Regions from separate parts of the Homo sapiens genome. Here regions 2 and 3 are each linked to region 1. A link is a loop called in an ENCODE intact Hi-C map of the cell type or tissue named here. Cell type or tissue: GM12878. All regions are shown on one strand. Each heading gives the region's core, and the rest is flanking DNA. Links, peaks and the distances in the headings are about the cores only.

Region 1 (10,678 bases), core at 3,411-8,410:
ATGTTTATTACTATAAGTTTAATGCTATCCAATTTATAAAGAATTTTTTTATTGTTACTTAAAATGATTTTGAAGTCATAGAGAATAAATATGCCAGAATAGGCAGGAAAACTCTCGTAAGGAAAAGTACTAAAAAGGGACTTATACCAGATAGTAGAACATATAAAAATGCTGTATTTAAAGAGCGTTATACTTAAAAATGCCAGAATAGTCAATTAGATCAATGGAAGAATAGAGAAATTTTAGACACAGACACAGATACATAAACAGTAAGACTATTTGGTATGTGATAAAAGTGTCATTTCACATCAGTAGGGAAAGACTTGGTTTTCAGGAAATGATGTTAGACCAATGGATAACCATTTGGGGTAAAAAAGTAGATTGATTAAAGATTTAAATATTTTTAAAAGAAATTATAAAACTACTGGTAATCTTGGGATATGGAAGGTCTTTCTTGGCATGATACAAACTCATACAACAGAAAGATTCATTGATTTTTATTATATAAACATTGCAAACTTTGGTAAGGCAAAACGCTTCCACATTCAAAGTCAGAACACACAAATGTTGACAAATGGTTCTGATATGACAAAGAGTTAATATATTATCTATGTTAAGAGACCTTTCAAATTACTTTAAAAAAAGAAGAACAAAAACCCCCCTTATAGAAAAATGGGCAAAAGATTCTGTTTGTGAAACTCTCATTTCACAAAATAAGGCATAGCAACAGATGGCCCTTAAATTGATAGCAGTGTGCCACAGCTGTAACAGTGGCACCAAGTGTGAAGTGGGTGGAACTGCATCTCTAGAATGGAACTGCGGGGTTGGACTTTGGCTTCAGGGCTCACTAAACCCTAGTTTTCTCCTTTGTAAAACGGAAATAAAAAGTACTTCATAAGAATCATATGAGATGTAAGGGAAATAATTTGTGTAAAGTGCTCTGCTCTGTACCTGGCATGAGACCCACCACCATTAAGGAAAGATAGAATGAAGCAAAACTTTTTGTCAGCCAGCAGCTGACAAAGTTGAAACAGAATAAGAATAGTAGTTCTGGTTTGGGATGATGGATCCTCTCTAGTTACGGGTAAATTGATAAGACTTCATGGAGGAGCATTTGGTAATATATATCAATGTGCATACTTTGTGATTAATTTCTTGGAATTTATCCTAAGGAAACAAACAAGGATTAAAAACTGTAACAAGGATTTTTATTATATTGTGGTTCATGGGAGTGGGAGAGTAAAAACATTTGCAGTCTATATAACAACACAAAACAAGCATCAAAAGCCAACTTTTTGAAGAACGTTTAAAGACATGGAGAACTGTTCAATGTTTGTGATATAATTTTACAAGAAAGAGCAAGATACAAAAGTATATACAGTTGGGCCTTAATTATTCTAAATATATAATATAACATTAAAAGTAGATTGAAAGGAAATACAAGAATTTTAATAGTCATTATCTTTGATAGGATTAGTGATTTTAAATGTTTCATATGTTTCTGCATTAGTTTTGTTACATAATAGACCTATATTGTGTAATACGATAAACGTACACTATAAATTTCCATTCAAGGTATATTTGATGTAATAATCAGGAAGGTAAATATATCTATTTTGAAAACTCAAGGAAAGCCAAAAGAGTAGATCAAATATTTGATTATTTCCATTCAATGTTGTTGGTTTTTTTTAAAAAAAATACCATTGACAAAAAAAAAAAGGTGTTACACTTGAAATTGGTTCCAAGCATGAAGCAGGAGTAAAAAGAAAGAAAACAATTCTCATTAGCCAAGAAACTCAGCTTCCAGCACAGCATCAAAGAATTTAATATTCTAAATAGCTGCTACTGGCTAGAAGAAAAACTAAAAATCTCATGCAGAGGGCCTTTGAAAAATTGTCCAAATATAAAACTGTTTTATGTTTTTAATTATTGGGATTTGGATTGAGTTGAAATAAATAATTATTTATTACAAACCTGTGGTACTAAATTATTTATTACAAACCTGTGTACTAAATAAAATTATTATTATTATTTAGTACAAACCTGTGGCTTTCACAGGTTTGTACTCTCTGAATAAAGGAATAAGCTCTTACATGACAAGCCAATCATAATTGTCAGTCAGATAGGTGTTTTGCCTGATGTTTGCCTTAATATCTGAGGATATTAAGCTCCTTGTTTAAAACAAAGTGTGTGTGTGTGTGTGTGTGTGTGTGTGTGTGTGTTTTGAAGAAACTTTTGGCAGTGAGGCTGAAAAAGACTTATTTATTTAACAAAAAACCACAATTTTTTTGTTAGCAATTTTTATTACCTGTTATAACCTGGGGCTCATTTCATTTATAGGCGAGTGGCTGAACTGTTTATGTTTGATTTTGAAATTAGTGGAATCCATCTAGACAAAGAAAAGGTACATCTTTCTGCTGTTTTTTTGACTCTTCCAGTTTTACTAACATTTAGTTGATACCATTATTGCTACAGTCCTTGTATATATTGCTTGAATTTGCATATTGCAAAAACGTGCAGGTCTTTTATCTGTTATGAAATTCTTCTTTAGATTGTATTTGAATATAGTCCCCTCTCTGGAAGTTGACCTATCACACCATGATAATTCAGAATTAAGACAGGCTTGAGCCAAGTGGAGTGTTTTAGATAATCATGGAATTAGGATGAGATAGGCAATATCAGGAAAGACTGGCAAGTGAATGGGAAAGCTGATGTCATTGAAGATTGGTAGTACAGGGAATATCACATAAGACCTTACATAAGTGTATTTATTTATATTATACGTGTGTTTGACTGATGGAACAAGCATAGATTACACAGTGTTTACACTGGGATGGAGGCCTTCTACCTAGTCCATCCCCTTCATTTTACAGATGTGGAAACAAGACAAAGTGATTTGTTCAAGTTGCCATCCTAACTAACAAATGGCCAGTGTTCTTAAAATTTCTAACACTGGCCACTGTTCTTTCTAGCACATAACATCCTGAGAAACCAAGTGCCTCATTTCAGTTGTAAATTCAGAGTTGGAAGAACAGGAGGGACTTGACACCATTGGAAGTTCAGCCTGCCCCACAGTCTCCCCCACTCACCTGCAGTCTAGACTATTATGGCTTTTTGTTTATTTGTTTTAAACAGTAATACATTTTTCCTAGTAAATATGGTAGAATTAAACCACTTACCTATGAAGAGATTAAGTTATCAAAATATCTGGAAAAGCAGAAGGCAGGGCCTTGGAAATATGTATCACATACAATAGATGTTACCATTTTGATAGGTGCTGAGTTTGAGTAATGCTGTAACCCCTCACACATCTGATGTGTTTGTGTGGCATTAAAGGTTCAGCATGTGATTCCTGGTCTGACCCTGAGCCAGGACGTGCCTTCCCAGCAGCCCATGAGGCTTATGGGCTCTACTGTAAACTCACATTGCCTAAGGTGACCACGTTTGCCGCTTTCCACATCAATTCTTCATTAATACTTCTCTGTAAAATAAAATTTGGGAGTTAGTTGTATTCTTTCCCTTCCTAATATTGTCATATCTTCTAACCAAGTCCTTGCATTGTTCCTACAGTCCTGCATCTGTCTGCATCCCAAAAGCAAATCACCTTGATTCTTATCACCAAACACCCGGGCTGTTCTAAAGGCCTCTGTCTTCCTAACAGTGATTTAACATCAACTGAGTATTTGCTACTTTAAATCATATATTTCTCATCAAATCCTCACAACAATTTTGAGCTTGGTGCTACTATTATTCCTGGCTTTTTTTAGACCAAGGCTGTAGAGGTTGTGGGACGTTATTTTGTAAGCCAGACAGACTCCAGAGCCTCCATGGCCAGCATGTCACCATCCTGCTGGTCAGTCTTCCCCGTCTGTGAACACTGGATTAGTTTTCATAAAGTATTGATTTGTTACTTTCCTGCCCAGAATCCTCCTGTGGACTTCCCATTGTCTAGTGAAGTTAACATGTAACAAAGAGCTCACACTCGTGGCTGTGCTCCGGCTGTCAGCCCCTCATACACAGTGTCCTCCCCCATGTGTTTGCTGTCCTCCTCCTAGGCCTGCTCACCAGGTTTCCCTGGCTGAAGTCCCCATGAAGGCTTCATCCTCACGCCACATTGCGAAGCTTTTATCAGTCCCCCAGGTGGAATTTTGTATTCATCCGAACGTATTTTACTTATTTCAGTCATGTGGCATTCTTCTTTACCTTTTGTTGATGATGATGCTGTTATTGTTGTGTTGCTTATCTAACTTCTAGGCTTACAAAGGATCAAGAACGTGGATCATGTTTTTTAATGCATATTAGTTTTGGACTCAGTAAAAGTATTGAGTGAATGTATGACAAATCATGATAATGCTAGCTATCATCAAGTTTGATATCTTCAGAAGGAAGGTTGCTAGTAGAGAATCCATGTGAATAGTTTTAATGTATCCTTATGAAGGGTGCTTTTGAAATTTTGCTGACAAATAGTATATGTTCAGTTTCACCAGCATAGACATTGCCGCTTTTATCTAACATATGATTACAGTGTAGCTCCTCTTTCCCCGGGAGCAGCTCCCAGGGAACCCCTCAATATTGAATATGCAACTAAAGTAAACCTGCTCAGTTTTTCCCTTGTAACTTCCATGTTTGTTCTCAGAGGTGCTCCACTAGGACAGGATATAAAGTAGACATGTTCCATTTTTCAAAAGAGAGACCATGAAATAAACCCACCAACAAAATCTATAAATCATCAAAGCCTATGTTCTTTCCAGTTGGTTTCTTATTTATTTATTATTATTATTATTTTTTGAGACAGAGTTTCACTCTTGTTTCCCAGGCTGGAGTGCAATTGGGCAATCTTGGCTCACCGCAACCTCCGCCTCCCGGGTTCAAGCGATTCTTCTGCCTCAGCCTCCTGAGTAGCTGGGATTACAGGCATGTGCCACCACGCCCAGCTAATTTTGTATTTTTGGTAGAGACGGGGTTTCTCCATGTTGGTCAGGCTGGTCTCGAACTCCCGACCTCAGGTGATCCACCTGCCTCAGCCTCCCAAAGTTCTGGGATTATAGGCGTGAGCCACTGCACCCGGCCTTAATTTTTAAGGTCTCATACAAATATAACTTATAAGTTTAAATGTAATAGAAATGTTTATTTTTAACATTATTTAATAACACAGAAATTTCATAGAATTTTTCAAGAGTTCAGATTATTGTACATTTCATTGTTACCACAGAATGATGAAGTGATATGCCTGGCAGATCATTGAAGTTGGCATGAACTCAGTTTTGATTTTTCCAGAGGTTTTATCAGTAGATAAAATCTTCAAAGTAGTTAATTTTATCACATTTTTTTTTTCAAAGTAAAAGTTTTGAAGACAATTTTGGAACTGTAATGTGATTTCAAAATCTTGTTCATCTTTTTTGTTATTCCACTTGTTACCATTAGGTGGTGATAAATGGCCATATCAAACAAAATAAGCAAAGAGAAATCTGGACTGTAAGGAAATGGGAGTCTCCTAAAACTTTTTTCCATGAAATTTGAATTTTCTATATTGAAATTCTGGGGATATTGATATATACTCAATTTTTTCAGCATCTTATCAAGCATGCCTCTACATCATCTATGTTTATCTTTAAAAAGTATATTAGTATTGTGGCTTAATCATTTTTTAGGAGCATAGAACAGTTTAGAACTTGTTAATTGCTATCTCCTCTCCCAGAAAGATTTGTGTACACTTTCACCTGAAGCCCAACATGAGCCCAGTGCGGAGCCTGTCTAGTTTTTTGGTAACCAGTAACTGAAAATTCATATGCAGAGCCTGTCTAGTTTTTGAGTAACCAATAACTGAAAATTCATCTGCAGAGCCTGTCTAGTTTTTGAGTAGCCAATAACTGAAAATTCAGCCCTTCTCCTCCAGTCAGCCTAATTATGTGGTTTCTAGTTTATATTTAATCTTAGAGCATTTATGGCAACCCCTTTGCTAATACACGTTTTCTCAGGTTATTGTGTATTACAAAGATATGACTGCAAGATTAAACCTAAGCAGATGTGTCCGCACCATCCACGTCCTCATCACTGACCATTTGAAGGCCTGGCAGGAGCAAGGACCATGTGCCACATGGCAGGGACACAGAGTAGAAGAAAGGACCATGCCCTGGGGTTCCAGTCTGCTTCTTAGACTTCACTGTATCATTCTGTAGCAGCTCAAGCACATGCAAAATCAGAACTTTATTCCCCCCTGAGACAGGGTCTCGCTTTGTTGCCCAGGTTGCAGTGGTGTGATCGTAGCTCACTGAAGCCTTACCTCCTGGGCTCAAGTGATCCTGCTGCCTCAGCCCCACATAGGGCTGGGACTGCAGGCGTGTGCTACCACACCCAAAATCAGAACTTTTAAAATGTGCTTCCCCCTTCTGGAGGCTCACTACACTTTTGCAAATAACTGTTTTTTTGTTTTTTGTTTTTTTTTGAGACAGAGTCTCCCTCTGTCTCACAGGCTGGAGTACAGTGGTGCGATCTCGGCTCATTGCAACCTCCGCCTCCTGGGTTCGAGCGATTCTCGTGCCTCAGCCTCTTGAGTAGCTGAGATTATAGGCACGTGCCACCACGCCCAGCTAATTTTTGTATTTTTAGTAGAGATGGGATTTCACCATGTTGGCCAGACTGGTCTCCAACCCCTGACCTCAAGTGATCTGCCCTCCTTGGCCTCCCAAAGTGCTGGGATTACAGGCGTGAGTCACTGCACCTGGCATGTGTTTTTCAATGTTGTTAATTTCAACAATTAGTTATATAACCTAGACATAAAATAGAACTAGAAGTTATGTAAATCTTAAAACATAGAAACATCAGAAAACCATAAGTATGATCTTTTTGTTAGAATATTAAATATCTGTTAAAAGTAAAATTAATATATTATTTATAATATAGTAACAATATATTCATTTTACTAAACTAATATTTTATTAAGTGATAATTCAACAATATATATGTTGATTTGACATATTTATATTTTGTTTATTAAATTGTGAAATATTAATTCAAAACGCCTTTAAATAACTTTTACTCCTCCTGCATACAGCGTAAAAGAGCAGTGGACCTCAATGTTAAAATCTTGGATTTGAGTAGTACATTTCTTATGGGAACCAATTTTCCCAACAAGATTGAGAAGCATCTCTTACCAGAACACATTCGTCGTAACTTTACATCTGCTGGGGATCATATCATAATTGATGGTCTCCACGCAGAATCACCAGATGACTTGGTATGTATGTTTCATTCTCTTTGTTGTTTAGGTCCCATTTGTGTGTTGCTACTGTTTTAACCCAAAATTCAGTGATAATATAATAGTATCCTTAAAAACTTTTTAGCATTACTAAGCCCTAAAAATTTAACTTGTGGAATTATTAATGCCATAAACACTTTAAAGAATGAAAATGATTTAATTACTTATATTTCATACAAGACTCCTTATTTTTAAAGTATGATTAATAACACCATTAACTGACATTCTAGACTACAGAGACTTTTAAATTCATGCAGCCTTACTTCTCCTGGTTAAGACGCTTTATAGCATAGAGATCCACGCACTGGGTAGAGGTTTGCCCCACCGTACCTCAGAACAGTACCCTAGAGCTGCAGTCAAGTATGCTATTGCATCCCATGCTATTTTATGACTCTGGAAGCTTTATGGCCTCGTGTAGACCATTGCTTTATTTTGAAAGCAGTGATCATCTGCAGATCAAGTGGTGAGCATGAGCCTGTGTTATTGTTGCATAGGACTGTGTGATGATATTTATAGCCTTCACCATTTACTTTTTAAACGTAGGTGCGAGAAGCTGCTTATAAAATTTTTCTTTATCCCAATGCTGGTCAATTGAAATGTTTAGAAGAATTGCTCAGCAGCAGAGATCTTCTGGCAAAGTTGGTGGGGTATTCCACGTTTTCTCACAGGGCTCTCCAAGGAACGATAGCTAAAAATCCAGGTAAGCCTGTTTATCCAACATTTAAGGGCAAAATAGGATTTTTATGAAACTGAGCTTTTGATTTTAAATAGCTGTAAATTAGTGTTCTATTTTTAATACATGTAGAGAACCATTTATTGAGATTTTCTATGTATTTTTATAGGAACCATTTTTAAATAGAGCTAATAATTTGGCATAATTCTGTCCAACCAAAGAATTTTATTTTATGTGAATGTTGAGAGTAAAATCATAACCTAAATTTTCATTTTGATGTTAGTCTAAATTGTTTTCATTTTAACACAGTTTCTGTGCTGAATTTGACAAATTGGTTAGAATTAGTGTAAGAGAATGAAAGATCAGTATGTTTACTGAGGTCAAGGTTAAATGTAGGTTAGGTCATATAAAAAACACACAGTCAGATAAGCCTCCTTTTCAGAGAGAAGAGTACTGCTTAGGAAGGTTTGTGCTAGGTGAGGTGTTACGGAAGTGTGTCGTTGGGTTTGTCATAAACTTGCCTTGTGCTATGTTGAGTTCCTTATGATTCATAATGTCTAAGAGAAAATGTTACACAATAATAATATAAATGTACATAATACGTTTTTTCAGAAGCATTTATTAACTTACAGTTGTAATTTAGGTGGTGAGTCAGGAGTAGGGTGGCCGTGATGATGGAGCTGCGTGAGACTCAAGGTCTTGGCAGTGAAGTTGCAAGACTTAGTGAGGGTGAGAGGGAGGAGGAGGCATTGTGGTGGGCCCCCTGGGTTTCTGGTTGTACATCTGGTTAGACATTCCACTCACCGACAGAGGGGACACTGGGGGCAGATCACAACCTGAATCCTCGCTTGTCTTTATTCCTTCTGTGCTTATCCCTTCTCACCCTAGCATGTTCCTCTCTTCTCCAAAGTTCTCTAAATGCACTCAATCTTACTTCTTACTCTTTCGTAAACAACTGTTTCCCTTGACCTGTCAGGGCTCTCGGTTAAGCTACAGGCGTGTCACGCTCATTGCGGCCTGGGTTCCCTTGCTCGTGTCACTCTCCTATGGAGAGCAGCTTTTCTTCCTGGTCTGCCTGTTAAAATCTTACCCCGTTTTTTTAGTGCTCAGCTCAAAACCCACCTCTTTCATGAAGCTGGTTAAACTTTTTCACTTTCCTTGGACTCCTTTGTCCCCGAACCCTTAAAACACTTACATTTTTTTTCATATAATCGAAGCTCCTAAACAGATATAATATGTATGTTATGTATTAAATGTGTGTTTTTAGTGTATGTTTTTTCTTTTTTTGTAAGTATCAGTTTGGTGAAAAGTATGTTTTTCTGTAGTCGCTGTTGTCAACAGTTTGATTATAATAGTACCATATTTTTATTTTATATTTATATAAAATAATAATATTAGAATATCATTCAGTGCTTATCCTGTTGTTATCTCATTTCCTTCCTCTGCAGCTTTGTGAGGTAGGTATTTGTATTCGTGTCACAGATAAGGAATCTAAGGTTAGGTTATATTGCTAAAATGTGGCAGAACTGAAGCCTAAACACATATGCTACATTTATGGTTTTCCACAGGCTGCTTGAGACCTAATGCCCTATGTTTTATATCATCTACATCCCCCTTTTGTTTATTAATTCAGCAAATATTTACTGATTGCCCACTGTATGTCAGATATTATTCTCGGTCAGGGAAATAAGTCAGTGTACAAAGCAGAAGAAAATTCCTATCCTTATGCAGTTTACATTCTTGGGAGCAAGGGAAGAACAGTAAAGAACGAAATAAGTAGATAAAGTATGTGGTATGTTATTAGTTAATACAAGCCATGGAGAAAACTGAACAGGGAAGGGGATAAGGTATGTGGGCATGTAGGCTGGTGTTGGAGTTTTAGAGAGCATTGTCGGAAGGCTCACTTAGAATGTGGAATGTGAGCGTGCTCTTGACAGACACAAGCATGAGGCTGTGGCTCTTGAGGGGAGAAAGGTTTCACGCAGAGTCACTATCAAGTGCTAAGGTCTTGAGGCAGAAAAATGCCTGCCACGTTTGAGGAGGGCAGAGTGGCTGAAGCGCAGCGTGTGCAAGGAGAGTGGCGAGAGGTGGGAACAGACTGACAAGGGGCGGCATTAAGTAGAGACTTGATGCAAGTGCAGCAGGTCACTGTGGGGGTTGGGGCAGAGGAGTGAGATGATCTGACTCCAGTGCTAATGGTGAGTCAGTGCTGCTGTTCCTGAGAGAAGACTGCAGCAGGGCCAGGGTAGAAGAGGGCCTGTTTAGATGCTGTTTTGCAGTAACCATGATGAGAAGTGTTGGCATCTTGACCAGGTGGTAGCAGGGAAGGTGGTAAGATGTGATCAGATTCTGGGTACAGAGTATTTGGAAGAGGGAGCCAACATTTTCGACCTAAGCAACTAGAAAGAGAGTGAGTTACTACTGTTAACTAAGATTGGGAGGACCGGAAACTTGGTTTGTTTCAAGTTAAGTTTGAGATACCAAATGAGGTTCAAGTGGTGAAGTTGGGTAGGCAGTTAGATGGAGTGTGGAGTTCTGAGCTTCATATGTAAGTCTGAACCTCTAAAATGAGATTCTGATACCACTAAGAGAGTGAACTTAAAGAACAAGTCCAAGGACTGCGCTCTGGGGCCTTCAAGTTTAAGAGGCCAGGCATGTGAGGAACTGCTAGTTAACGCTGCCAGATGTAACGGCCACTAAGGGAGGTGGAAAGTGATTACAGGGTGTGGTCCTGGAGGCCGCGCAGA
Region 2 (10,678 bases), core at 2,928-7,927, 360 kb after region 1:
TTCCAGAAATTCTCAGTGAAATAAGATACTGTTTACTGGAGCTTTCCAATAAGATACTTCATAGCCTTTAGACAGCACTGCCTTTGAAATGAAACCAGTACGAATGTTTCCAAGAGATGAAGACTGTGATTGCAAACAGCTCATTGAATGTGTGTCTGTGATGTCAGTCTAGTCTGTCATTTGGAGATAATGGACTAAAAGAAAAGACAAACGTATCTCAGTTTTTAGATGTTTTTTCACTTGTGATGCATGCTCTCCAGACACATACACACAATCAAGCACTCACTTTCATGTTGCACTATGATAAATACATAAAACCTCCTCCACAAAGTCTTAGCCTTGCTATCATTATATCAATTTTATCCATGAGAAAACCAAGTCTAAAAGGGGGAACAACTTGCCCTAGGTACGCAGTAAGAGCTCAGTGGAGGAATAACACTCAGACATCCTTACCAGTCAAAGGCTCTCTGGAAGGCAAGACTAACCTTACTGAACAGATTCAGCCAAGAATCCTTCCACTGTGAACCTCTATTGTATTTGCGGTCTCTGGAGGCTCTTATCTTGGTTTCCCAGCAGGCAACAGCCAAAACAAAATCACTTCAGGATCTGAATCTCCCTGGACCTCCTTAAGACTTCAAAAGACACTAATGAATGCTAATGATTATGACCTTAACTGATTAAATCCAGTCACAGCTATGTAATACCCTACAGGTATTATAGTGAGGCTTTTAGGGAGACAGCAGCTTTTATTTTTCCTCTGCCCGTTGAGCTTTCTTAAACCAGTAAGTGGAACTAACCCATGCTGTTCTGAGTGAGTAGGTTCCGATACGCGCATTTGGTGTAGGGGGTCTTCTCAAGACGACCGTTCATCATAGTCCAGGAAGTCAAGAAGACCTGGCAAGAGAATTTAATTTCTATGTGTTGTACCTCTGTTTCCTCAACACCCAACTCATTGCTAGATCTCTAGGCACTTAACACCATTTCAGATATCTGCTCTCTCAACCTCCTCCTTCCTCACTGGAGGTTATAAACTGGCTTCCCTCCAGGTCAGGTAGGATCTGTTAGACCCACGTAGCCTTGGGCACACTATTTTTATTTTTTAAAACTTGAGTTAGTTGCTAAGATTTAATATTACATACATATCTGCATTCTGGCTTTCTCTGAAAACTCAGAAGCTTGGGGATACCGAGCAAACATTGTCTTGGCACCGAGTCCTGGCTGATCCCTCAGATGTAGCCAGGATCCTTCCTTCCCCTGTGAAATCTCGCCCTGCTGGCCCCAGGCATGCCCCCGCCCACGGGTGTGCATGTATTTCCCATCTCTGCCCTCGCAGCACAAGACACCAATGCCCTCTCCTTTTGGAAACCTCCTTTGGTTTGTCTGACATAGGGGCTCCACTCTCTAGTGGCCTCACTATTCTCTATCTGTCTGTGCCCTCCAGCAATGACATTTTCCTCTTTCTGCCATCCTTTAAATGCAGGAGTCCTCCGAAGGGGAAATCTATCCTTGATCTTCTCTTCCTTCTCTCTCTCCACTCTCCCTTGAAATCTCATATATCTTCACGATTTAAATTCACAATGCTCTGGAAATGATGTTTATATCCATTTGTCAATTCAACCAAATATCACTGAGCATAAATGCAAGGGTGAAAACAAAACACCCTTTCTTTCCTTAAGGAGCTCAGTGATACAGATATGTAAACAAACACAGTGCAATTTGATAAATGCTAGGGATAGTGGCACAACTCAATTGACTCCACACAAGGGGCAGCCTCTGAGCTGTGTTTTGAAGACTGAGTAGAAATTCACCATGGGAATAATGATAAACCTTACAGAATTTAGTTTCTCCTGTTTTAGGAAGCATTTCACACTGCCTGCTGTACATCTTTACTTGGACATTCCACTGGCGATAAAATTAAACACACCTAAATCTGATCTTCTATCTTCTTAACCACCCCCACCCCCACAATATTCCCACTCCAAACACCAGTTGTTTTCTTGGGCTTTCTTGTCGGCTACTGGCACCCCTATTCTCCCAGTAATCTCCCTGAGAGATATCTTTGATCTTTCTCTCTGATACTCAACCAGTGGTCAAATTCTGAGATTCTTCTTTTAAATGTCTTTTTTTTTTTTTTTTTTTTTTTGAGACTCAGTCTCGCTCTGTTGTCCAGGCTGGAGTGCAGTGGCGCTATCTCAGCTCACTGCAGCCTCCACCTTCTGGGTTCAAGCAATTCTCCTGGCTCAGCCTCCCAAGTAGCTGGGACCTCAGACACCCACCACCAACTACACCCAGCTAATTTTTGTATTTTCAGTAGAGACAGGGTTTCACCATGATGGCCAGGCTGGTCTTGAACTCCTGACCTCAGGTGATCCACCGGCTTCAGCCTCCCAAAGTGCTGGGATTACAGACCTAAATGTCTTTTAAATCCACATCTTGCAAGTTTAGGTCATCAGCATGTTTTGTCCAGCAGACAGCTTCAGCAAGTGGTCCTGTGAGTGCCTGACCTCTTCAGGGTGTCTCCCCTTCTGCACACCTGTCATGCAGCCTGCCTGGAGCTGGCTCTGAAAATGCCGACCCTTTGCTCTAAATGCTTTACATGTATTCACTTATTTAATCCTCACACTACTCCAAGTTGGCAGGGTTGTTATTATCCTCCCAGAACTGGTCCAAGTCTACACACCCAGTGGGTACAGGGCCAGGATCCCGGCCCAGAGAGTCTGACCGTGGAGGCCACCCACTTGCTGAGTAGCCTATGTTTGCAGGCCATGTTCTTGCTCAAAACTCAGTACAACCCCCCTTTGCCTCCAAACACCGTCTCAGTTTGTTAGAGCCTTGAAGGTTCTAATAACTTGGCCCTCAGCTAGCTCTTTCTTTTATGTCTTGGTTTCTTTTTCTTGTAGAGTTTATCCTGAGGATTTAGCGTTAACGCATCAGACACATAAAATACGGTGCTTAGTGCTTAGAAGGGGCACTGTTGGCTTTCCTTCTCATACCCAACCCTTGTCAAATTCTGAAGCATCTACTTTCAATGTCTCTTGAATCCACACCTACCTTTTCAGTTGGGTGGCTTTTGGTATTATTTCTCTCTGTTCTGCCTCACCAGGGGTAGGTTTTGGTAAAAAGTTAATTGCAGCTTCCCCACATGCTGGGGCCTCCCTTCTACTCTGACTGGCCATGCTGTGCTAGACTGGAATCTCCTCTTCATCCATTTGGACTGATGTAAATGCCCTCACCCTCACATGCCACAGATCTCGTCCTCTTTTCTGATTCTATTTCTGTTCTCTAGCCCTACAGTCAGCCAGAACAATCTCTCCCTCCTCTGTATTTCTAGACAGCTTTCTTTATGCTGCTGAGACTGTCTTACCTCATTCGGCATTTTAGTGGAACAGTTGGCTGTGCTCTTAATTGTTTCCCTTTCTAGATAATAAACTCCCCCAAGGCTAAGAGCATTGCTTGTTCATTCTTTTCTTCCTGCAGCTAAGTTCGGTGAATAGTATTTGGTTTATACTTCAACATTTACTGAATAATGTGGATACGAAAAAATGATATGTGGTCTTGATATCACCTGGATCATTCATTTGATAAACTTAATGCAAAATTTGAGTAGAAAAATTAGGCACCAATAGAATTAGTAAGGAAAAGGATAACATATATATCATATCAAACATTTATATTCTTGGTTTTTTTTTTTTTTTTTGAGACAGGGTCTCGTTGTGTCACCCAGGCTGGAGTGCGTTGGCAGAATCATAGCTCACTGCAGCCTCCTCCTGGGCTCAAGACATCCTCCCACCTCAGGCACTTGAGTAGCTAAGACAACATATCTATACCACCATGCCAAGCTAATTTTTAAAAACTTTTTGTAAAACATTTACATTCTTAAATATGACATTAAAATATATTACGAAGGAAATACTTCCTAAGGTATGTCATCTACAAATGTGATGAGAATCAATTGCATGATGTGTGTCAATATAAAATATGCTCTCTAATACAAGTTTACGGGATTACATATAAAATCTATATTCACCCTGTAGGTGAATTTAGGAACTGCACTAACAGAGCATATAGATTGTGTGTTTGGTGAGAATTAGGTTGGAGAAAGTAACTTTTGGGGATGAAATTGAGCTGCCTTCCCTGCTCTGTGAAAGGTAAATGATAGAAATGCAAAGGAGTGTTCGAACCGTAACTAAATAAGGTGGGGGTTAGTCTCAGAGCCTAGGAACCTGAGGGGCTGGGGCAGGAAGACTGTTCAGGTTCCCAGTGTAGCTCCTGCACAGCCTCAATGGTGAGCACAGAGGAAAGGCGGAGGGCGGGTTGGGCTAGGCTGGACTGCAGATGCAGAGAAGAGAAGGGAGCTGTGGGGGTGGCCACAGAGACTCAGTGTAGGCTTTGAAGCTGAAGGGGAAGATCCTGGAAGTGGTCCCAGGGCAAAGAGATCACTTAAGGGCTATCCAGTTTACCCAAAGACATCTTTGACCATCATAGAAGGGTGACGAGTGAGAGACAATTTGTCTGTTCTCCTACTGGAGTCTGAGAACTTAGACCTCTGGTGCTCTAAGTTGAAGGGAAGAAGATCACAGTCAGCTGTCTCTGTGATGGGGAGCAGAATGTCCAGTCCTTCCAGGATCATTTTTTCATTTGTAAAGTCAGAGTGATTTTAAAGCAAGTTGTGGGCATGTATTGGTGGCAGGTGAGGGGGGACGGTCTTTCCTGGTCAGCAGGCTGTGAGAGTGGTGTTCTCTGCAGCAAAGGAGGATCATGGCATTGAAGATCATCTTCAACCTATGGGTTCTCTAGAATCTGAATACTGGAGCCTGTGACCTGGGATTGATTTAGGGTTTATGAATTGGCATAGGAAGTGGGAGAAGCATTGGGAGGCAGAAAACCTGGATTTGAATCCTGGCACTACCCCTTTGTAGCTGTTTTACCAAAGTTTGTGAAAGTCCTTGGCACACTGCCTGGCACAGAGACTAAGGATTGAATATGGGTATCGTTGATTCTTTCTTCTCTGGTGCTTACAGTGTATTAGACTTCCCCACATTCTCTCTTGTCAAGTGGCAAAAATAGATTATGCCCAGTAAATAAAGACATAAATCGAGGCACAGAAGAGTTAAGAAGTTTGACTGAGATTATATAGGAGATAATCAAGTGGATCTTAAAGTGTTCAGAATTTCTATGATCATTTTTATTTACAAAGTGGCTAACATTTTTAGTTTATTCTCTACAATATGTCTCACAGTCCAATATTTCTGTTGTTAAATAATAACAACAGTGAATTGCTTTTGACCACTTTTGATTGCACTGGATCCCATCTCTAGGATGCAGAGACTAAGGTGGAGAATGGGATTTAGGCCAGCAAACCCAGAGCCCCCACTTTAATCCTACCAGACAGAGTGAGAGGAAGAGGGTGGGGCTCATGGAGTCAAGTTACAGATAGCTGGCCTCTCTGGGGAATGGCTAATGGTCTACTGCAGGGCTGTAGTCAACTTCAGGCATCTAGGGGAAGCAGATGGAATGAGGTGAGAGCTCCGAAATAGGACATTTGGGATTGTCAAAATGGCTAACACGAATCAAGTCTTTACAACCCAGTGTGTTGGAACCATTGTGGCAGGGTGGTTGGGATGGGGAAGAGGTGGTTCATTCTGGAAGTAACATAAATTGATATTAAATAAAGAGCCTAGTCATTGCTTCTTCCAGAAGCGATGGTCATGTGTTCCATGAGTCCCCACTGAGGTGACCTATGCTTTTCTGTGAATAGTACTTCTGCAAAAAGATTTTTGCACCACCTGCTGGCAAAGAACAGTGATCTTGCTGCTCATTGAAGAAAAGTCACACGCTTAAACTGCTAGTGAGCAAGGCACAGGGAGATCAAAACTGACTTTGGTGGGAACATGTAGCTACCACTCCTGCCTGGCATCCAATTCCTTGTCACCACCTTGTTAACAAGTTTTAAATTGTGCCAGGTGATACACACAGGTGGTTTCTTTCTGAAAGTGTCATAACAATATGAGAAGATTATTCTGGATTATGTTAGTGAGAAAGAGAATATTATTTTCAGTGATTAAGAGACAGGCTATCTAGTACTCATTTCTAACATACAGACTAATCTTTTTTTGGAAAGCATGTCTAGGCTACTCTTATTTTAAAATGCTGAAGCAACATCATTTATGCATTTGTTTGTTTGCTTATTGCCAAGGAACCATTTAGATGTTCCCGATTGAGCAAGACTTCTGGAACAATCTAGGAGTTTCATGTTCTACCTTGAGAGTGTGAAGTGGCTTTCTGGGTGAGATTTCCAGAGAACACATTGAGACATTTTTATTGTGCTCATTTTGCTGCTCAGAAGGAAATTGGCTTTTCCTTTTCTCTGCAGGGATGAATAATCTGAACTCATTTAATAGGGAGTCAAACAGACTGAAGACTTTGCCCACAACAATTTCAGATTCAACCCATCTCTACCACTGTTCTTTGATACTCTATGGCAGGAAATGTGGACTGAGGAGTGAGAAACTATCAAAGCTGCAAGTGGTGCACCTGGAGTTCAGAACTGGAATATTCCTTTTCTTCCTTTCCCACACACAAACCTTATCTTGCATGAGGGAGTAGTGGTTTATGAGTAAATATGATGGAATTCAAATACTTTTCTTAAGGAAGAGTCATCCTGTTTTCTAATTCGATGCAATGCATGATTAGAACAAATTTGTTGATTCTCTGACTCTATTTTTGTGAGTTTCTTTTGATTGTTGCCGGCAATCCCCCTTCCATCCTTAGTCTCCAGTCTCTTTCATGCATTGCTACCACTCTATCCCATTCTGTTTCACTTCACTCAACACTTGTTGAATAGTTACATTGTAAAGGGTCTGTACTTGAAAGACATTAGAGGAGACACAAAAATGAAGATAGCGCTCCTACCTTCAAAGAAACTGGCCCGTACTTTGGGTGAGAGACATGCACCCAAATCTCCTTTGCACAATCATGTGTTGCTTAACGACAGGGATGCAGGCTGAGAAATGTGTCGTTAGGCGATTTCATTGTTGTGTAAACATCATAGTGTGCACTTACACAAACCTAGTTGGTAGAGCTTACTACACACCTAGGCTGTGTGGTATGGCCTCTTGCTCTTAGGCTACAAACCTGCACAGCATGTGACCCTACCAAATACTGTAGGCAGTTGTAACACAATGGTAAGCATGTGTGCGTCTAAACATGTCTAAACACAGAAAAGGTATAGTAAAAATACGGTATAAAAGATAAAAAATGGTACACCTGACCTGGTGCGGTGGCTCGCGCCTGTAATCCCAGCACTTTGGGAGCCCGAGGCAGGCAGATCACGAGGTCAGGAGATCGAGACCATCCTGGCCAACACGGTGAAACCCCGTCTCTACCAAAAATACAAAAAAATTAGCCCGGCGTGGTGGCGGGCGCCTGTAGTCCCAGCTACTCAGGAGGCTGAGGCAGGAGAATGGCGTGAACCCGGGAGGCGGAGCTTGCAGTGAGCAGAGATCACACCACTGCACTCCAGCCTGGGCAACAGAGCAAGACTCTGTCTCAAAAAAAACAAAAACAAAAAAAACAAAACAGCCGGGCGTGGTGGTGGGCCCCTATAGTCCCAGCTACTTGGGAGGCTGAGGCACAAGAATCTCTTGAACCTGGGAGGCGGAGGTTGCGGTGAGCCGAAATTGCACCACTGCACTCCAGCCTGAGCGACAGAGCGAGACTGTGTCTCAGAAAAAAAGAAAAAGAAGAAGAAGAAAATAAAAGTAGGGTATTTACCAGAAATGGAGCTTACAGGTCTCCCTCACTGCTCTGGGTGAGTTTGTGAGTGAGTGGTGAGTGAATGTGAAGGCCTAGGACAGTACTGTACACTACTGTAGACTTCAGAAACACTGTACACATAGGCTACGCTAAATTTATTTTTAAAAAGGTTTTTCATTGTTCAAAAGTAAATGAACCTTAACTTACTGTAACTTTTTCTGTTTGTTTGTTTGTTTTGTTTTGAGATGGAGTCTCGCTCTTGTCGCCCAGGCTGAAGTGCAGTTGTGCAATCTCAACTCACTGAAACCTCTGCCCCCCAGGTTCAAGTGATTCTCCTGCCTCAGCCTCCCGAGTAGCTGGGATTACAGGCGCCCGCCACTACGCCCAACTAATTTTTGTATTTTTAGTAGATACGGGGTTTCACCGTGTTGACCAGTCTGGTCTCGAACTCCTGACTGCAGGTGATCCACCCATGTCAGCCTCCCAAAGTGCTGGGATTACAGGCATGAGCCATCACATCCGGCCCAACTTACTGTAACTTTGTTACTTTATAAACTTTAAAAATGTTAAAGCTTTTTGACTCTTGCAATAACACTTCACTTAAAACAGAAACACATTGTACAGCTATACAAAAATATTTTTTCTTTATATCTTTATCCTTCAAGCATTTTTTTTATTTTTAAATCTGTTTTTAAAACTGTTTTAAAACTGTTTACTTTTTAGTTAAAGACTAAGACACATCTGTAATCTCAGCACTTTGGGAGTCCGAGGCGGGCGAATCACGAGGTCAGGAGATTGAGATCCTGGCTAACACGGTGAAATCTGTCTCTATAAAAAATACAAAAATATTAGCCGGGCATGGTGGCGGGCACCTGTAGTCCCAGCTATTCAGGAGGCTGAGGCAGGAGCATGGCGTGAACCTGGGAGGCAGAGTTTGCAGTGAGCCGAGATCGCCCCACTGCACTCCAGCCTGGGCGACAGAGCGAGACTCCATCTCAAAAAAAAAAAAAAAAAAAAAAAAGAGCAAGACACAAGCACACCCATTAGCCTAGGACTACACAGGTCAGGATCATCCATGTCACTGTTTTCCTTCTCCACAATTTGTCCCACTGGGAGGTCTTCAGGGAAACAATAGGCAGGGAGCTTCCATCCCCTGTGATAACAATGCCTTCCCCTGGAATCCCTCCTGAAGGACCTGCCTGAGGCTGTTTCACAGTTACCTTTTTTTTTGTAAGTAGAACGTGTATGCCCTAATGATAAAAAGTATAGTAATACATAACCAGTAATACAGTTGTTTATTTTCTATCAATTATTATGTACTATACATAATCGTATGTGAGATATATATATATATATATATATATATATATATATATATTTTTTTTTTTTTTTTTTTTTTTTTTTTTTTTGAGACGGAGTCTCCCACCGTCGCCTGGGCTGGAGTGCAATGGTGCGATCTGGGTTCACTGCAACCTCCGCCTCCCGGGTTCACGTGATTCTCCTGCCTCAGCCTCCTGAGTAGCTGAGATTACAGGCGCCCACCACCAAACCTAGCTAACTTTTTGTATTTTTAGTTGAGACGGTGTTTCACTATGTTGGCCAGACTGGTCTCGAACTCTTGACTTCGTGATCCCCCTGCCTTGGCCTCCAAAAGTGCCGGGATTACAGGCGTAAGCCACTGTGCCCCACCTGTATGTGCTATGTTTTTATATCAGTGGTCCTCAACCTTTTTGGCACCAGGGACCAATTTCGTGGAAGACACTTTTTCCATGGACTGGGGGGATAGGGGAGGGAATGGTTTCAGGATGAAACTGTTCCACCTCAGATCATCAGGCATTAGTTAGATTCTCATAAGGAGTGCAAAATTTAGATCCCTTGCACTCACTGTTGACAACAGGCTTCCCGCTCCTTTGAGAATCAAAAGCTGCTGCTGATCTGACAGGAGGCGGAGCCCAGGTGGTAAGGATCCCTTGCCCACCACTCGCCTCCTGCTGTGTGGCCTGCTTCCTAACAGGCCATGGACTGGTACTGGTCCATGGCCCTGGGGTAGGGGACCACTGCGTTTTTATGACTGGCAGCATAGCAGGTTGTTTTACGCCAGCATCACGAGAAACACATGAGCAACATATTGCGCTACAATGCTACGACAGCTACGATGTCACTAGGTGGTAGGAATTTTTCAGTTCCATTATAATCTTATGGGACCACTGCCATATGTACAGTCCGGCATTGACCGAAACCTCATCACAGAATGCATGACTGCACAGTGACATCATTCTCCTCAGAAAAGCACTTAATGTCATGGGAATGTGGAGGAGACGCAGATGACTTTGGCTGAGTGAATTAGAGAAGGGCCTAGAAACAGAACCAAGCAAAAATGCTGAAAAGGAAATCCATACCTTGGATTCTCATCCTTTTAAACAGACTTCCTTTCATCTATTTTTTTCCCCAATGAAATCATTTCCTCCAGACTCAAATTTTAATTCTTTCTCTCTGTTCATGTCCCTGGCTTCCCTCTCCTGAAGCCAGGCACAGCGCCTCAGCAGAGGGATAAAGGAGGCTGTGCATCAACACATCAACACTTTCTGTTAACCTCTCTTTTGACAGGTACAAAATATCCCAGTAACCTTTTGCAGAGAACAAATTAACATTTTTCATCAGCAGAAGCTGGAGCTCTTAATGATAAGCATTGTTCTAAATGTTGCCTCCCCTGGGAAGCAGACTCCAAGCCTCTGTTTGTTATTTTTAAGTGGCATCTGGAAAAACAGTTCTGATCTAATATGGAAGTCCTCGTCAATTGCCTAAGCTGTTCCACATGGAATCAAATGCATAGACTGTGTCTTGGGAGGCGGTTTCAAAGACCAAGAAATTGAATTCGTATTTGGTGACAACATCAATGTCTTCCAGGCTCCCACAACCCTTT
Region 3 (10,678 bases), core at 3,205-8,204, 160 kb after region 1:
GATTGCTGGAGCCCAGGAGTTTTAGACCAGCCTGAGCAACATAGTGAGACCCCATCTCTACTAAAACTACAAAAATTAGCTAGGTGTGGTGGTGCATACCTGTGGTCCCAGCTATGCGGGAGGCTGAGGCATGAGAATTGCTTGAACCTGTGAGGCAGAGGTTGCAGTGAGCTGAGATCATGCCACTGCACTCCAGCCTGGGCAACAGGGCCAGACTCTTGTCTCAAAAAAAAAAAGTTTGTGGCAGTCTCCCCCCTCACTCGTTCTCTCCTGCCACCATGTAAGACGTGCCTTGCTTCCCCTTCGCCTTCCACCATGATTGTAAGTTTCCTGAGGCCTCTCCAGCCATGTGGAACTGTGAGTCATTAAACCTCTTTTCTTTATAAATTACCCAGTCCCAGCTGTGTGCGGTGGCTCATGCCTGTAATCCCAGCACTTTGGGAGGCAGGCGGATCACGAGGTCAGGAGATGGAGACCACAGTGAAACCCCGTCTCTACTAAAAATACAAAAAAAGATTAGCCGGATGTGGTGGGGGGCTTCTGTAGTCCCAGCTACTTGGGAGGCTGAGGCAGGAGAATGGTGTGAACCTGGGAGGCGGAGCTTGCAGTGAGCTGAGATCACACCACTGCACTCCAGCAAGGGCGACAGAGTGAGACTCCGTCTCAAAAATAAATAAATAAATAAATATAAATTACCCAGTCCTGGGCATTTTTTTGTAACATTTGTTTGTAACAGACTAATACAGCACCTGATGCAGCTGTTACAAACTGTTGAGCTGAAGACACCACAAGAGAGCATGGATCATGGCAGAGAGAGGAAAGGGTTCTGAGTGGTAGAATGGTGACAGCGCTCAGCACTGCAAGGCATCAGGGAGGACACTGGGCTCCCAGGGAATTTTAGAACTGAGGGAATGGTGAATGGAGCGAGAAGCCAAGAGAAAAAGTAAGGAACAAATGATGAGGAAATAGAAGCAAGGAACACAGATTATTCACAAAGCCTGGCCAGGGTGATGGGAAGAGCAATGGGATGGCACATCATGCTCATCTGACCTCATGGTCAGCTGCCCCCCAAGGAGCACAGGAGGCCAGACCAGGCCATGTGTGATGCTGCAGGGCACCAACCCCAGAGGTCTGTAGAAAGAGTATGTATTACACACTCTTGTGTAACATGTGCATACATCCACCAGAGCGGTACACGTTACAACCCATGAACCTACACTGACCCAGGGTCCACAGGTTACACTGGTTCACATTCACTCTTTCTGCGGTACAGTCTATAGGTCTGTAACGCAGTGATGTATTACACACCCTGCACCATCACGGAGCATCACAGTCCCATGTTCAGGGCTGTGCACCACACATTCTTAGGACAGACACTGTGATGCTTAATTGTATGTAGCAACTTCACTGGGCCACAGTGCCCAGATATGTGGACAAACATTATTTATTCTTGGTGTTTCTGTGAGGGTGTTTATAGATGAAAATAACATTAGAATTAGTGGACTTTGAGTAAAACAATGCCCTCCAAATATAGGTGGGCCCTGTCCAATCATGTGAAGGCTTGAATAGAACAAGACCAACCTTCCCAAGCAAGAGGGGATTCTTGAGAATACTGCCTCTTGCCTTTATCTGCACCATCAGCTTCTCCTGGGTGTCCACATGCCTGCCTTCAGACCTGTACCACAGCATTGTCTTTCCCTGGGTTTTCAGCCTGCCAACCAACCCTGCAGATTTTGGACTTGCCAGCCTCCATAATTGCGTGATCCAATTTCTTTTAAATTTTTTTAAGAGATAGAGTGTTGCTATGTTTCCCAGGCTGGAATGCAGTGGCTATTCATAGGTGTGACCATAGCTCACTGCAGCCTCAAACTCCTGGGCTCAAAAATCCACCTCAGCTTCCTGAGTAGCTGTAACTACTACAGGCACACACCATTGTACCCAGCATACGAAATGAAACCTATAATTATACTTTATCCATGTTTATCTCCCCACTAAACTGTGGGCAAATTGAAGTCAGGACTTGTATCCTTTCATCTTTATTTAACTAGTGACTAATATAGTGTCTGTTGTATGATATCCAGCTGGCTGCATCTTCACCAAAGCTTCGTTGATAATTAAGAAGTTCTTGCTAAGTGATCTTTTGAAGTAAGTTTTTTTCCTGCCTCTGGTAGATATGTTTACTTCCTTCCCTCACTCACTGGGGTGACAGGCTTCAAAAGGTAATGTCTGAATGGAAGTACAATTGTTTCTGCATGCTTTTCCAACTGATAGAACATTTCCATTTTGTTAGGAAATTGTAAATTTCTGAATGTACTTAGCACATATGAATCCTCATAATTCTTATTTCCCTTTCTTTTCTTATTAATGTCCACATTACCACTTTTAATTTAGTCTTTATATCTTCAGAGATAGATGAAATACTGTCATATTGAGAAAATTGGAAGGTAAATTGCTTTTCTCTGGCTATACAAGGTAGCTCTGTCAATCTGTCTTCTTCAGGGTTTTTAGAAACATGAACATTTTATTTGTTTACTCTCTTAACTGCAGTGATAGAATGCAAATTTCAACTAGCTTGAGTAAAACAGTGAATTTCTTAGAAGGATACTGTGAGGATGTCTCATAGCACACAAGGACTGCCAACAGCAGTTAGGATGCTTTGCGTGCAAATAAAATAAAGCTTGAAATCAAACAGGTTAAAGCAAGATGAAAATAACCACAATACATTGCTATGCCCCTGTTTTTTTTCAGCTGTTTATTACATGCTGTTTTGTAACCTGCTATTTTGCTTTAAAATCCCATGATTTTCCTCCAATCATAAGTATTTTTCTACATCAGTTTTTATGGCTAGATGGTATTCTGCTCAGTGTTCTTGAAGGTCTTTGGGAGAGTTCAGTAAGTAGCACCCATCTTCCCCACCCAAATCGAGAAATAGCAGGTGGAGAACCAAAATATCACCCTTATTTCTAATGAAGGCAGAATCGGAAGGCATAGCTTGCAGCAAGAGACGAAGTGGGCTTGTGGAATCTGTTCTTTGTTAGACTGTTGAGAAGTGGGATAAACCCACCTAAAGGAAAGCTTAGCCCTGTGGGGCCAGACAGCTCACCAGTCCCCACCTAACACTGGCCTTGGCCAGAGGAATGAAGACAGGGAGCAACTTGTCCAAGCAGAGGACCTTTGACCATCTCCACCCAATGTGTGTGACCTACCAACTGAGGTAAAGCTGGCCCCTGCTCTGGGAAGAAGGAAGGGAAGGGAAAAGAAGCCAGGAGGATTTTGGAAAATCCCACAAAGCAGAGGCAAGAGAAGAGGTTCTTGCTCCCCTGTGCAGTGTGAAGGTCCCAGTACTCAGTTCACCAGGCCTCTATTGCACGTTATGTTAGTTTCCAAACAACATTGAAGCTAAACATCTTTGTAATTAATCTTTGTGTACATTTGTGAAAATTTCCTTAAGATAAATCCCTACAAGTAGAATTTCTGAGCCAAATGATATTAACAGGTTTAAAACTTTTGACTCACTTGGCCATATTTCCCTCTACAAAGTTTTATCAGTTTATATTGCCACAAGTAGTACAGTGTATGAGAACATGTTTTCTTAACACATACCCACTCTGCCTATTCAGTCCTTCCTTTTTGATCTTTGTGAATTTGATGGGCAAAACATCTGTGCCACAGTGTTATTTCAATTTTGAGCAGTCTTAATGGAGGAGTTGTTTTGGGGAACCAAGGTATAGAACATGTGAAAGAAACTATCTGAAGAGACTGAGCAATGTCTTCAAAGGCCTGTAGCCCTGCAGCTGCCCCTAGTACTTTCACTTTTGTGAATAATTTTATTTTCCAACCATGGAAGCATCATCGTGAGGTTGAAAGAGGATCATTCTTGGAAAATACAATTACTTAACAGTTATGTGACCTGGGACAAGTTGAGCCTAAATGTCCTCATCATAAAATGGAACTAAGTAACCCTCATAAGAATGACGTAGTGTATGGACACTGTTTGGCCCAGAGTGGGCAGTGAAAAAATTGTGGCCATTCTGGAATAATCTTATAGTCTCTATGGTGGGGAGATCTGAAAGCCGTTTTCTTTCCCCTTCCCATTTTGTGTATGTATCTGCCTCCACTGATCTGCACAGGGAAGGGAAGTGGTTGGTAACTCTCTGGGCACTCAGGATCTCTACACTTGGTAGTTGCCCAGCAGCCCATCACTGTGTCTTTCACCCCTAGGGCTCACAGTGACATTTTCTGGCCCCATCAGGGTGTGCTGCACACCTGTGTGGAGTCTTTGCCAGGTGAGCTCTCCCCATCCCATCCCTGCCTTCATCAATAAAAGGCTGAGTCAGGGAAAGGGAGTACCCAGCTCTCCTCCCCACCTGTTTGTTTGACTTTGGTTCCCACCTACAACTCGCCCTTGTCTTTAAACACCATAGAAAAGGTCTTGAATTCCCCCTCCAGTGGCCCACGGGTGTCCTGTACTGGCAGCACACACAACACTTCCAGACAGGAGAAGATCTGGCAGTTGTGAATTTTTCTTTTTCATCTTTTCTTTTCCCAGACTTGCTGCTGCTGCCACCACTAGCACTGATGCCAATACAACCACCTCTGCTGTCACCCTCAATGCACTGGCCCACCCTATAAGGCCCCTATCATCTGGCTGCCACAGGCATCCTCTTACCACTACAGTCAAGCTGCAGTCTCTGTCACCACCACCAACTGCAGCAAGGTGAGCCGCAGAGCCATGCCATCTGCAGGCTCCAGCCTCCAGTGTACCACATGTGGCTCCTCCTTCTCCTCTAGCCAGGCATGGAGCAGCTGGGCAGGCAAAGCCAGAAAAACCTAGAACAGGATGGAGGAGGTGGTAGAGTTAGAGCCTCACCTTGTCATGCCCGCCACTGGCCAGTTTCAGTGAAGGCACTCGCACCCTCCCTCCAAAGTCCAGCCTCTCCTTTTGGTCTAAGCGGCCAGGAACTGGGGCCTGGGGTGGGGACTGGAGACATGGCAGTGCCCGGCTCCCCACTCCACAGGAACCCCGGGGGACAGGGGATACCTTCCTCGGAGGGTGGGAGCAGCAGAAACTGAGACCCAGCCAACCCTCTCCACCCAAGTGCCCGTTCCCAATGCCTCAGCCTACAGGGCCCTCTCTCCCCATGGTATCTGCTACTCCGTGCCCAGGGGTCCCAGGTGGTCTCCACAACACAGAGTGAGAGGGCTCAGGCCAGGGAACCACGGTGGTGTGGGGGCCCTGCTGTGTTCAGGATTCCTGAGGAAATGCTGTGCGCCTGCGGAGCTCCACCAGGAGCAGGACGTTGTCGCCCTCTAGAGTCTGGAGTCCAGGAAGAGGAGAACAGCCCCTTCTTTGGAGGCCACCACTATTCGCTGCCACCTCTGCTGCCCACAGCCACCAGCAGTGCAGCCCCTGATAGGGCCCCCGACCCATCCCTGCCACAGGCATTCCAGCACATCGTAGGGCTTCAAACCGTGCCCTCCCTGGCACAGGCAGTGCAGTCCCAGATAGCACCCCCAACTTGCTACCCTCCATGGCCCCGTATAGTGCCCCCAGCCAGCCCTGAGCTGCCTGATAACGAATGCCCCACACCCCTGTCAGTGCCCCCAAACTGCCCCCCCCCACCCCCGCCAGTATTCTAGCCTCGGATAGCTCACCCAACCCAACCCATCACCCTGCCGCCAGCAGTCCACAATAGCGGACATAACCCGCCTCCTGGCTCGGGCAGTGTAGCCTCTGGCAGTGTAACCACCCCCCGCCACCGCCATACCGCAGCTGGCCCCACCGCCTGCAATGCAAACCCGGATAGCACCCCAAACCAGCCCCCCTTACCATGCACAGTGCAGCCATGGGCAGTGCAGCCCTAACAGCACACCCAACCGCAGTCTGCGGTTGCCCCAGAGAGCATACCTACCCTGCAGCAACTTTTCTACCACTCTGGCCGATCTGCAGTTTCCATCACCACCACCTACCACAGTGAGGCGAGCAGCACTGGTGCAGGCTTCAGCCTCCAGAGTGTGGCAGATGGCTCCCTCTTCGTGTTCTCTAAGCCCGGCACAGAGAATGTAGTCCCACAGGCACAGAAGAGCCTGGAATGGCTTGAGGCCTCCTCAGCATACCTTATATACTGAGGTTATGGGAATGTGGTTCCTGGTCTCCAAATTTGGATTGGATGAGAGTAAACCTCTAGACCTACTCTGATTGGACTTTATTTTCATGATCTAATTGGTTGTCCTCAGGCTTGCTCTCATCCAATCAGAACATGTAGTCCAGAAACCTCATTTGCATAACATCTGTATATAAATGATGCTGAAATCAGCCCATTTAAGGCTCTTCTGTGTCTTCCTGACCAGCTGCTCTGTTCCCAGCTTAGAGGACCAGAGGGAGAAGCCACCTGCTACACGCTGGATGCTGCAGCCTGTGCCACTGTGGCTCACATCGCTGTGGTTGGTGGCAGCAACGGAGACTGCAGCCAGCTGGAGTGGTAGGAGGAAGGAAATAGTTTTGGGGTAGATGGAGGAGTAAAGAGGGTGGTGAGTGCCAAAGGGAAAAGTGGATGGCGGGGCGAGCAGAAGAAGGAGTTGCAAAAAGATGGTGGGGAAAAGATGGTGGAAAAAAGTGGGTAGATGGAGGCGGAAAAACAGGGAGACAAACAGGAGGGGGAGAAGGTTTGCAAAGATGGTGGGGAAAAACACTGTGGGAAGAAAAGAAAGGCAGTGGGGAAAAACATTGTGGGTAGATGGAGGGCAAGAAAGAGGGTGGCAAGTGGGAGGAGAAGAGAGGGTGCTGAGAGGGAGGGGGAAGAGAGGGTGGTGAGCAGGAGGGAGAGAAGGTTTTGCAAAAAGATGATATGGAGAAAAGACAGTGGGGAGAAAAGTTTTTGGGTAGATAGAGGGGGAAAAGAGGATGGCAAGCAGGAGAAGAAAAAAGAGGTTGGCAAGCTGGAGGGAGACAAGGTTTTGCAAAAAGATGGTGGGCAGGAAAAGAAAGACCGTGGAGAAAGAAAAGATGGTGAGGAAAAAGTTTTTGGGCAGATGGACAGGGAAAAGAGGGTGACAAGCAGGTTAGGGGAAAGAAGATGGCGAGTGGGAAGTCAGGGTTGGGGGGAGGCTTTGTAAAAAGATGGGAAAAATTGGGTGGGTAGATGGAGAGGAAAAGAGGATGGTGAGCAGGAGTTGGGAGAAGGCTTTGCAAAAAGACAGTGGGGAAATGTTTTTGAATAGATGGAGAAGGGAAAGAGGGTGGCAAGGAGAGGGGGAAAGACGTGGGGAAAACAGTGTTTGGGAAGATGGAGGGGGAAAAGAGGGTGGTGAGAAGCAGGAGTCGGGAGAAGGCTTTGGGAAAAGATGGGGGAAATGTTTTTGGGTAGATGGAGGAGCAAAAGAGGGTGATGAGAGCAGGAGAGAGAAAAACAAGGTTGCCCAGAAGAGTGGGAAATGATGGTGGGGAAAAACGTGGGGAAAAGTTTTTGGGTAGATGGATGGGGAAAAAGTATGGTGAATGGGGGAGTAGAGAAGGCTTTGCAAAAAGACGGTGGGGAAAAAGTTTTGGGGTACATGAAGAAAAAGGCTGATGACAAGGAGAGAACTGAAGGCTGTCAGAAAAAGAAAGTGGGGAAATAATGGTGGGGGACAAAGGTTTTGGGTAGATCTTTTTCTGATTTTTAAATCGGGTTATATGTATTTTTGCTTTTGAGTAGTTTGTGTTCTTTATCTATTGTGTGTATTAACCCCTTGCCTGATGCATAGCTTGCAAATACTTTCTTCCATTCTCTAGATTGTTTCTTCATTCTACTGATTGCTTCCTCTGCTTTGCAGAAGCTTCTAAGTTTAATGCAATTCCATTTGTCTATTTTTGCTTTTGTTGCTTGTGCTTTTGATGTCTATTTAAAAATTCCTTGTCCTAATCAATTTCATGAAGCATTTATCTTATTTTTTATTTTCTAGTAGTCTCATAGTTTCAGGGCCTACACTGAAATTATCTTTATTTTGAGTTGATTTTTGTATATGGTAAGATAACAGTCTAGATTGATTCTTGTACATGTGGGTGTTGGGTTTTCCTAGCACAGTTTATTGAAGAGATTGTCCTTCCCAAATGTGTGTTCCTGGTGCCTTTGTTAAAAATGAGTTGACTGTAAATGTGTGAATTTATTTTTGAGTTCTCTATTCTGTTGTCTGTCTGTCATTTGTCTATGTCTGTCTGTTGCTCCCTCACTCTTTTTTTTTTTTTTTTTTTTTTTTTTTTTTTTTGCAGTACCATGCTGTTTTGGTTACTATACATTTGTAGTATATTTTGAAATCAGGTAGTGTGATGCCTCCAGCTTTTTTCTTTTTATTCAAGATTCTTTTATCTCTCTGAGGTATGTTGCATTTCTGTGTGAATTTTAGGTTTTTTTTCTATTTCTGTGAAGAATGTCTTTTGTAATTTAACATGGGTTGCATTGATCCTGTAGATCACACTGGGTGATATAGGTATTTTAACAATATTCTTCTAGTGCATGAACATGGGATATCTTTCCATTTACTTGTGTCTGCTTTAATATCTTTCATCTATGTTTTATGGTTTTCATTGTGGGATCTTTCACCTTTTTGGTTGTTTGTCCCTAGGTATCATTTTTTTGTAATGAAATAGCTTTCTTGATTTCTTTCATAGGTATTTCACTGTTGGTGCATGGGTGTGCTACTCATTTTTGTATGTTGATATTGTATCTTGCAACTTTACTAAATTTATCTAGTAGGTTTTTTGGTGGAATTTTTAGGGTTCTTTATATATGATCATATCAGCTGCAAACAGAGACAATTTGACTTCCTTTTCTTCCAATTTGGATGCCTTTTATTGCATTTTCCTGTCTAATTGCTGTAGCTAGGACTTCCAGTACTATGATGAATAAAAGTGGCAAAAGTAACCACACTTATTCCGGATCTTAGAGGAAGAGCTTTTAACCTTTCTGCATTGATCATGATGTTAGCTGTGGGTTTATCATATATGGCCTTTATTATGCTGAGATATGTTCCTTCTTGCACATTTTGTTGAGTTTTTATCATAAAGGTATGTTGAATTTTATTGTTTTCATCATCTACTGAAATGATTGTATGTGTTTTTTTTTAAATGGAGTCTCACTTTGTTGCCCAGGCTGGAGTGCAGTGGTGCTATCTTAGCTCATTGCAGCCTCCACCCCCAACCCCACCCCCTCAGGTTCAAGCGATTCTCCTTCCTCAGCCTCCCAAGTAGCTGGGATTACACCGCCATCATGGTGGCCTGGCTTCTTTTTGTGTTTTGGGGATGCAGGGTTTCACCATGTTGGCCAGGCTGGTTTCAAACTCCTGATGTCCAGTGATCCATCCACCTCAGCCTCCCAAAGTGCTGGGATTACAGGTGTGAGCCACCATGCCTGGCCTTCTTTTTTTTTTTTTTTTTTTTTTTTTTTTAAGACAAGGTCTTCCTCTGTAACCTAAACTGGAATAAAGTGGTGAAATCATACCTCACTGAAGCCTCGAATTCCTTGGCTCAACTTTTCCTCCCATCTCAGCCTTCTGAGTAGATAGAACTACATTTGTGAGTCATCAAACCTGGCTAATATTTTATTTTTTTGTTAGAGACAGGTCTTGCTATATTGTCCAGGCTGGTCTCGAACTCCTGGGCCCAAGCAATCCTTCTAGCTCAGCCTCCAAGGTGCCTGGGATTTCAGGCCTAAGCCACCACACCTGACTAGATTTGTTTCACTTTGACGTCTTTGCTAAGTCTATGGCTATAAATAAAATGACTATTCAATTATGACTAATGAGAGGCATGGGGAAAGCCAAGCCAGAGGGGGACTATCAAATTTTGTTTTTTCTATATATATTCAAATTATGATGGTATACATACATTGGAGTATATTTATGCTTTCCTGTAACAGTCTTGTAGGACCCTAAATGACCTGAATTTATCTTCGTAGATTGATTGGGAAAGGAGGAATTATTGAGAGACAGGAAATTGTGAAACAAGAAATTATTCTAATTCTAGCACTAAGATACCCAGAATGGCTTCTCATTACTAAGAATGGTAGAAAAACTCACCCATATTCCCTTCAGTCGAAATGATGCAGTTTTATTGGCATAATCACTACTAAACATCAATAGGTTTTGTAACTTTGGATTTGGCACTATTTTTCCATTCAGTGAGCATTTATTGACTGCTGTGCACCAGGAAAAGTCAGAGCTCTGCCTTTGCTGTGGATGAATGAAAATAACCTCTTTCATGTCTGCACTGTCTGTTAATGTGTATGAATATATGTGTCTGTGTGTGTGTTTCTGTCTTTTTACATGAAAGGGACTGGCAGCTTTAGACCTATTGCTGTTGTGAATCTTCATGAACCTATATTTTGCCTCTCTGCAGTGGACCCATCATTACTAATTTCATCCTTTTGCAACAACTGTTTGCATTTAGATAATTGTCAGCACTTAGCTACCAAGGTTACAGAAAATGTCAAGATTCAGAAGAAGATATACAAATTTTTTTTGTAAGGCCATGAATTAAAGCAGTAACACTTGTCTAGACCATTAAACAAGGAGATACATTTGTATGTAGAAAGTGACTGCCCTTGTGTCATTAGAGTCTCATGAACCTGTGACTATTACATTCATAAAAAAGTGCACTGTCTTAATTCAGTTGGTAGTTCTCATCATGTTTCAGGGATTT

What was found. Peaks named below come from ENCODE experiments on the same cell type or tissue, not always from the same donor. Only the 100,000 strongest peaks of a DNase experiment are listed, where the experiment ranks them.
Region 2: it touches region 1 in a loop (8-fold over the local background); 10 of 110 quality-filtered maps call a loop at or near these places.
Region 3: a loop joins it to region 1, with 6 times the contacts of the local background. A loop is called at or near these places in 49 of 110 quality-filtered maps.

The regions. Positions count from the first base shown.
Region 1 is chr13:23,866,572-23,877,249 of GRCh38, reverse strand. MIPEP (mitochondrial intermediate peptidase) reads left to right here. Exons shown (of 19, transcript NM_005932.4): 5 at 2,341-2,404; 6 at 7,055-7,237; 7 at 7,802-7,958. Among named protein-coding and RNA genes, the nearest start is that of PCOTH, 17 kb to the left of the region's middle. In GM12878, for the core only: CTCF peaks have their summits at 5,414 and 6,373 (motif pointing left); no DNase peak of the experiment used is centred there; H3K27ac peaks cover 793 bases.
Region 2 is chr13:23,506,290-23,516,967 of GRCh38, reverse strand. The region is part of intron 1 of LOC124903135 (a long non-coding RNA gene); the gene reads right to left. Among named protein-coding and RNA genes, the nearest start is that of LINC00327, 42 kb to the right of the region's middle. RefSeq lists an enhancer at 8,605-9,132. In GM12878, for the core only: a CTCF peak has its summit at 5,780 (motif pointing left); a DNase peak (open chromatin) is centred at 5,797; H3K27ac peaks cover 1,336 bases; H3K27me3 peaks cover 128 bases.
Region 3 is chr13:23,710,609-23,721,286 of GRCh38, reverse strand. No RefSeq gene overlaps it. Among named protein-coding and RNA genes, the nearest start is that of TNFRSF19, 150 kb to the right of the region's middle. In GM12878, for the core only: a CTCF peak has its summit at 5,301 (motif pointing left); no DNase peak of the experiment used is centred there.